Regions from separate parts of the Mus musculus genome. Here region 2 is linked to region 1. Evidence: chromatin contacts called from ENCODE POLR2A ChIA-PET data. All regions are on one chromosome and are shown on one strand. Each heading gives the region's core, a stretch centred on a gene start or an enhancer-like site at or near the end of the contact. The rest is flanking DNA. Distances are from core to core; before and after follow the strand shown.

Region 1 (2,700 bases), core at 140-2,639:
CATTAACAAACAGGAAGTCTGTCAGATATCCTGGGCTTGCTCCTCCTAGGCAATCAGAATCAACCGAGCATCACTTAACTCCAGGCAGTTTAGAACACTTCATTCTAGACCTGGAGCCACAAAGGGCTCCCGAGAAAAACACGCCTCTCTTAGATCAGCCTCTTTTACTTTCCTTTATTCTTATGATGAGGTGTCTGTTCTCACGTCCCCAATTCCAGCTGAGAAAATGGGGCAAATACACACTTGATTGTTTTAGGTTGGCACAATTATGTTTGAAATATAAGATTTCTAAATTACAGGTACTAGAAACATTTTTGGTGTCTGATAGAGCTAAGGTTTTTAGTCTCCCCCTTTCATATGTATATCCAGTTAACACTACTTCTATGATTAAACTAATATCTTTAGTTCTTACCTGCTAATTTTTCAGTCCAAACCTATGTTAAAACAAAGAAGAAAGGCTCAATCTGAGACACTAAAATGGTTCGTTCACTCCAGAAATGGATTTGAGGGGCAGGAGAGGGGAAAGAGGGAGTGAGGGAAGGGAAAGAAAGGATTGCCAGAGCAGGTGGGGGAGGAAAGATGTTAAGAATCGATTTATAAGCACGGCTCAATAAAATGTAACAAAGTTTATTGGGCATAATCTTTCACAGTAGCCATTTCAAGAAATAGAAAGGACAAAGGTTTGAGTGTTTTCACATTCCAGGAGCAGTCATAAATATTAGGCAGCTCGTCCAAGAACTCCAGGTAAAGTCAGAGAACCATAGCTGTTTTAAGGTCTTTAAAGTTCAAAGTTAACATAGTCCCTTTTGCTTGGAAAACCTTTTTCCAGCCCTTTACCTGAGGTAATGTCTACCTCAGAGGTGAAGGGGAGAGAGGTAAGCCAGGAGGGGTCATGGTGGGGTGGGGGGGATGGGAGGAGAGGGGGGCTGAGGTCAGGATGTAAAGTGAATAAATAACTAATGGGGGGCTGGAGGAGGGAAAGTTAGGGTAGACTGGCTTTGTTCCCAACTTAGATTCCGAATTCGAGTTCCTTAGGAACACAGTTGCCAAGGAGAAGGAAGCCCCTAGGAGTGTCTCAGCTTCACTCCAGAGAACAAAGAGTTGGGAGAAGGCTCTACCGTAGGCTGCTCTTCCAGCGCAAGGCGAAGGAGAAGACTATGGGTTGAGAGGGAACCTGTGGGGGAACTGAGGGAGGGATTTGGGGTGAAGGAAGGATCAGGCTTCCCCGGGTTGGAGGGGGGAGGTTCCGCCCTCGCCCTTTCCACTGCGGCTCCTTGTTGTGAGGCCGCGGTCGCTTTGGAATTGGAAATGCAGCGCGGCGTGTTCCGAGCACCGGGTCCCCGGAGCAGTGGGTGTCGGGCCGCCGGACCCTGACCCTCCCTCCGCCCCGGTCAAGCCGGGCGCGCACAAGCACCTGCCGGGCCACGCTCGCGGCTGCGCCGGCCGCCCGCCCGCCCGCTCCGCCCCGCCGGCCGCCGTGTGTTTACGTGGAGACGAAGATGGCGGCGGTGACCGCGGGGCCCGTGCAGGCCGGCACGAGTCGCCGGTGAGCGCCCAGCGTGTCCCGGGTGGCCACGGAGCTCTGTCCGCCTCTTTCTAAACAGATCTTTCCTCTCCACTGCGTCCCAGCCTACCCTGCAGACGCCATGGAGGACGAGGAGAGGCAAAGGAAGCTGGCAGCCGGCAAGGCGAAGGTAGGAGCGCGGCGGCCACGGGCCGCGTCGGGAGGCGGTGACCCGGGGCGGAGGCTGGGGGAGAGGCCGGGCCGCGGGGCCGGGGCCGGGGCTGGGGCTGGGGCTGGGGCCGGGGCCGGGGCTGCGGCTGGGGCTAGGGGGCTGCGGCTGGGGCTGAAGAGCCGCCCTCTCTTGCTGCTGCTGGAGACCTGATGACTGCACCGCTCGGCTTGGTTCCTTTCTCCCCGGTGCCACACAAAACCCCCTCTCACCCCGGCTGTTAACTGCTAAGGAATTGCTTCGCAGCCACCACCCTTTCACTTTCTGAAGGGAGTTCAGGGAGTCGGCCAGGCTTTGTGCTTTCCGGAGCAAGGGTTTAGGGTTTTCTTTATTCCGGGAACACCCCTGCGCTGACCATCAGCCTGCCTTCTTGAGGTGTCACGCTGGCACTCTTGGTGTGTGTGTGTGATTGGCCTGTGACAGCTGCCTCGGCAGTGTCTTGAGTGTGCCACAAGTGCCAGCTGTGAACTTGGCTGTAGGGGCGTTCTTTTTGTTTTTTGTTTTTTGTTTTTGTTTTTGCCGTTCTTTGTATATTCGTGCTTGAGGTCTTTGTCATGGCAGGCTCTTTTGTAATGTGTGGAATGGAACTTCGGGGCATCGAAAGGTTCCATAGACTAAAACACCTACAGAATTGCTGTTTTAGATAATGTATTTGTTATTATGTATTTGGTAAGTTTGATTTTGTGTGGGTATGCGGGTATGGCAAGTCATGTATAATCCAGACTTATATGTAGGCATCTTCCAGTGGGCTTACTAAATAATTTGACACTGTTATGAATGGAATAGAATGATTTCTTTGTAAAATTACCTGTTTGAGCTTACCTTTGGACCTCCTTGCTCCCAAAAATGAAGTTACCTTTAAGATATAGTGCCTTTTTTTAAGACCTTATTGTTACTGGGAATAATTAAGTTATATTTTAAGCTTATTGTACTTGTTAGTTTGGAACTGTGATATGGAAGTGTTGTA
Region 2 (2,700 bases), core at 85-2,584, 180 kb after region 1:
ATCCCTTGGGTTCAGAGATTAGTTTTAAAGCAACTTGGTTGGAACTTAACGCTGGGTTAAGTTTTTACATCCCATTGTCAGTTTCGAAGGGATGGTTTTCAAAGCTACCAAATGTTGATTACAAGGGTATTCATGAACTATATTTGGAAGGCTTGAAATTAGTGGTTTGGTGTAGCGCTAAACTAGAGAAACAGTATTTTAACAGCATCACAGGAAAGCGCTTCCCACACTCTCAAGTCACTTATGAACTGTCTGCAATTTCCCTGACACTGCTATTAATCATCGTTATGCCCAATAGCCCACAGTATACTAAACACACAGGGCAGTATCAAGAGTGATGGCCACCGGGGATGCAGCTACCCTTAACTTGCCATCAAGGCCCTCACAAAGAGCCCAAACACCTCTGACAACCAACAGTAAAGTCAGTACAGTGCTCTGCACTTAAGAGTCATGGATGGCCAAGGCAATCAGACCAGCCAAATCCATCCAGCAAGGCCTCCAGTCTGCACATCCATCACTGACTACAAACGCTGCAAAGTAGGATCCTAGCCAGAAGTTCAAAGCCGCTATCACAGCAGAAACGGCGACGGCCAGCACAGCCCCCGAGTTCAGGTTCCAGCAAGGAGACCAGAAAGACCACCACAACAGCAAAGATCAGGCACGGGCGTCTGCAGCCGCCACCCCAGCCTCCCGCGCGCCCGCCACCGCTAGCGCCCCCCGAGCCCGCCCGCTTAGCCGGGGCACAGACTGAGGACCCCGAGGTGCACGTACCGCTCCAGCGGGCAGCTGGACCATGTGGCCCACGGCGAGACGGAACAGGTAGACGAGGCTGAGAGTGAAGGCGCAGGCGATGAGCAGCGTGGAAAGCAAGTTGCCTCCTGTCACCTGCTCCATCGCCTGTCCGAGCACCCAGCCGCCTGACTGCAGCAAGCCCAGAAGTACCATCCCGACCGTCGCTTCGATCCGCCCGGTAGGCTGGGGGCCGAGGTCGCACACCGCTTCTCGGAAAAGATGGAGCAGGAGAAGCCGGCAGATAGAAGTCGGGAGGCGGCCCCGGCCTGATGGCTTAGTCTGGCCCGGGCCCTTCACACGCCCACAGACAGCTCGCGCGCCACCAGGACGTCACAGACGGGGCGGGGCTTCTGGTGGCCACGCCTCCGTCTAGGTGCGGGGATTCTTGCGCCACCGAGGGGACCTGAGGAAGCAGGCTCTACCGTGGCACTTGGACTCGGTGAAGAAAGTGATGGCTGCACAAATGATCGCGCCCCGAGAACCGCAGACCACGAGGTCCCGCGTGCTTAACGAGCACGGCCCCGGCAGCGGGCACGGACGAGCCTGGCGGAGGGATCTCAGGACCAGATTGGTGGCGGACAGCGGCAGAGGCGAAGGCGCTCTGTGATTGCACCACGCGCTGCTGAGGTGATCTCGGCCTATGTGGCGTCAGCAGAGCTGGCGGCCCGGGCACCGCCCCCTCCGTGGGGCGCCCGCCTCTGCGGCTATTCGCGGAGATGTCACCTCTGGGCTTTGTGAGACCAGCCCTTCGTGAGCCCTGCACCACGAATCTTGGAAAAAAAAAAAAAACACTCCTGCAGATGCAACCTGGAGGGTGAGACCATCGGATCACCCGTACAATCTGCTTGACAGGTTGTTCGTGTAGGGCCACATTGCTAGCAAGTGATAGTTGTTTGGTGTGCTGCTGTACCAAGACAAGTCTTTTAAAATAAATACAGGCCATAAAGTAAACTGAGGCAGATGTCCCCAAACTCCTGTTCTGATAGCTGGATCTGAAGCAGGAGTTACCCTGATCTCACTACAAATAAAGCACCTCTGATGACATGTTTCCAAATTAACCCTCCTTCCAGATCTTTGGCAGGTACATTTATTTATTTAACCAGGGTTAAGAGCTAGATTTTTTGCTAAGTTTGGAGATGATTGTGCAGTGATTGGCAAAACTGCAAGCACCTCCAGGAATGAGTAAGATGGTCCAGCCACCGTCTAGATAATTCCACCTAGAGAGCTCACATTTTATCGTAGTCAGTCAGTGAAGCCCACTCATTACCTCTTCCCTAGGGTGACTGCCACCTGCCTATGTAGGAAGTGCCTAGTAGGAAGTCTATATAGGATGGACACTGCTGTATACCAATATCCTCCTGCCTCAGATCAGTCACAAAATCTTGTAACACTCCATTTTTATTGTCACTGCTGTAGGTAAGAGCCTCTTTATTTCTGGCAGTAGTATCTACAACAGGAATTTTGCTCACTCATTTCTAAGCCTGTCTTGTGTGCTACGTCTTGACTTACTGGAGTGACTTCAGGCCATTGTTGAACTTGAAAATTGCTAGGGGAAAGACCAGTTCCACAATTATCCAATTAAAGAAAGCTTTATTTAATACTGGCCAGGAAGATGGACACTGGCCAGGTCCATACCCATGATTCCCAAAGAATGGCCTCAAGCTACATTAGACAGGTGCCTGTAGAGGCCAAGCCCACAAAGCTATGGTGCTTCCAGCCTTAGTCCACTGGGGACAAGCATCCTTCCAGTCAATGCATCTCCTGCCTGTGTATCATCAAGCACCTCCTGTGCAGCTGGTGCAACCAACCTTGTCTACGGAAGTGAAAGTACATGAACAACAGACTCCAGAATACCAGGATGTTATCTGTCAGTGGGCAAGTGGGCCTTAACATTGCACACTAGGAATC

The links. ChIA-PET counts read pairs that join two places held with the same protein, here RNA polymerase II (POLR2A).
Region 2: POLR2A ChIA-PET joins it to region 1 with 12 read pairs in Patski. The contact joins the promoter of Cyp51 here to the promoter of Akap9 in region 1. POLR2A ChIA-PET finds 5 or more read pairs at or near these places in 2 of 5 experiments (Patski and embryonic stem cell).

Annotation. Positions count from the first base shown.
Region 1 is chr5:3,926,797-3,929,496 of GRCm38, forward strand. It overlaps Akap9 (A kinase (PRKA) anchor protein (yotiao) 9), which reads left to right and starts at 1,390. Exons shown (of 48, transcript NM_194462.2): 1 at 1,390-1,694. The coding sequence starts at 1,647. It overlaps Gm51438 (a long non-coding RNA gene), which reads left to right and starts at 1,793. Exons shown (of 2, transcript XR_003955841.1): 1 at 1,793-2,700.
Region 2 is chr5:4,103,363-4,106,062 of GRCm38, forward strand. Cyp51 (cytochrome P450, family 51) reads right to left here and starts at 1,335. Exons shown (of 10, transcript NM_020010.2): 1 at 772-1,335. The coding sequence starts at 945.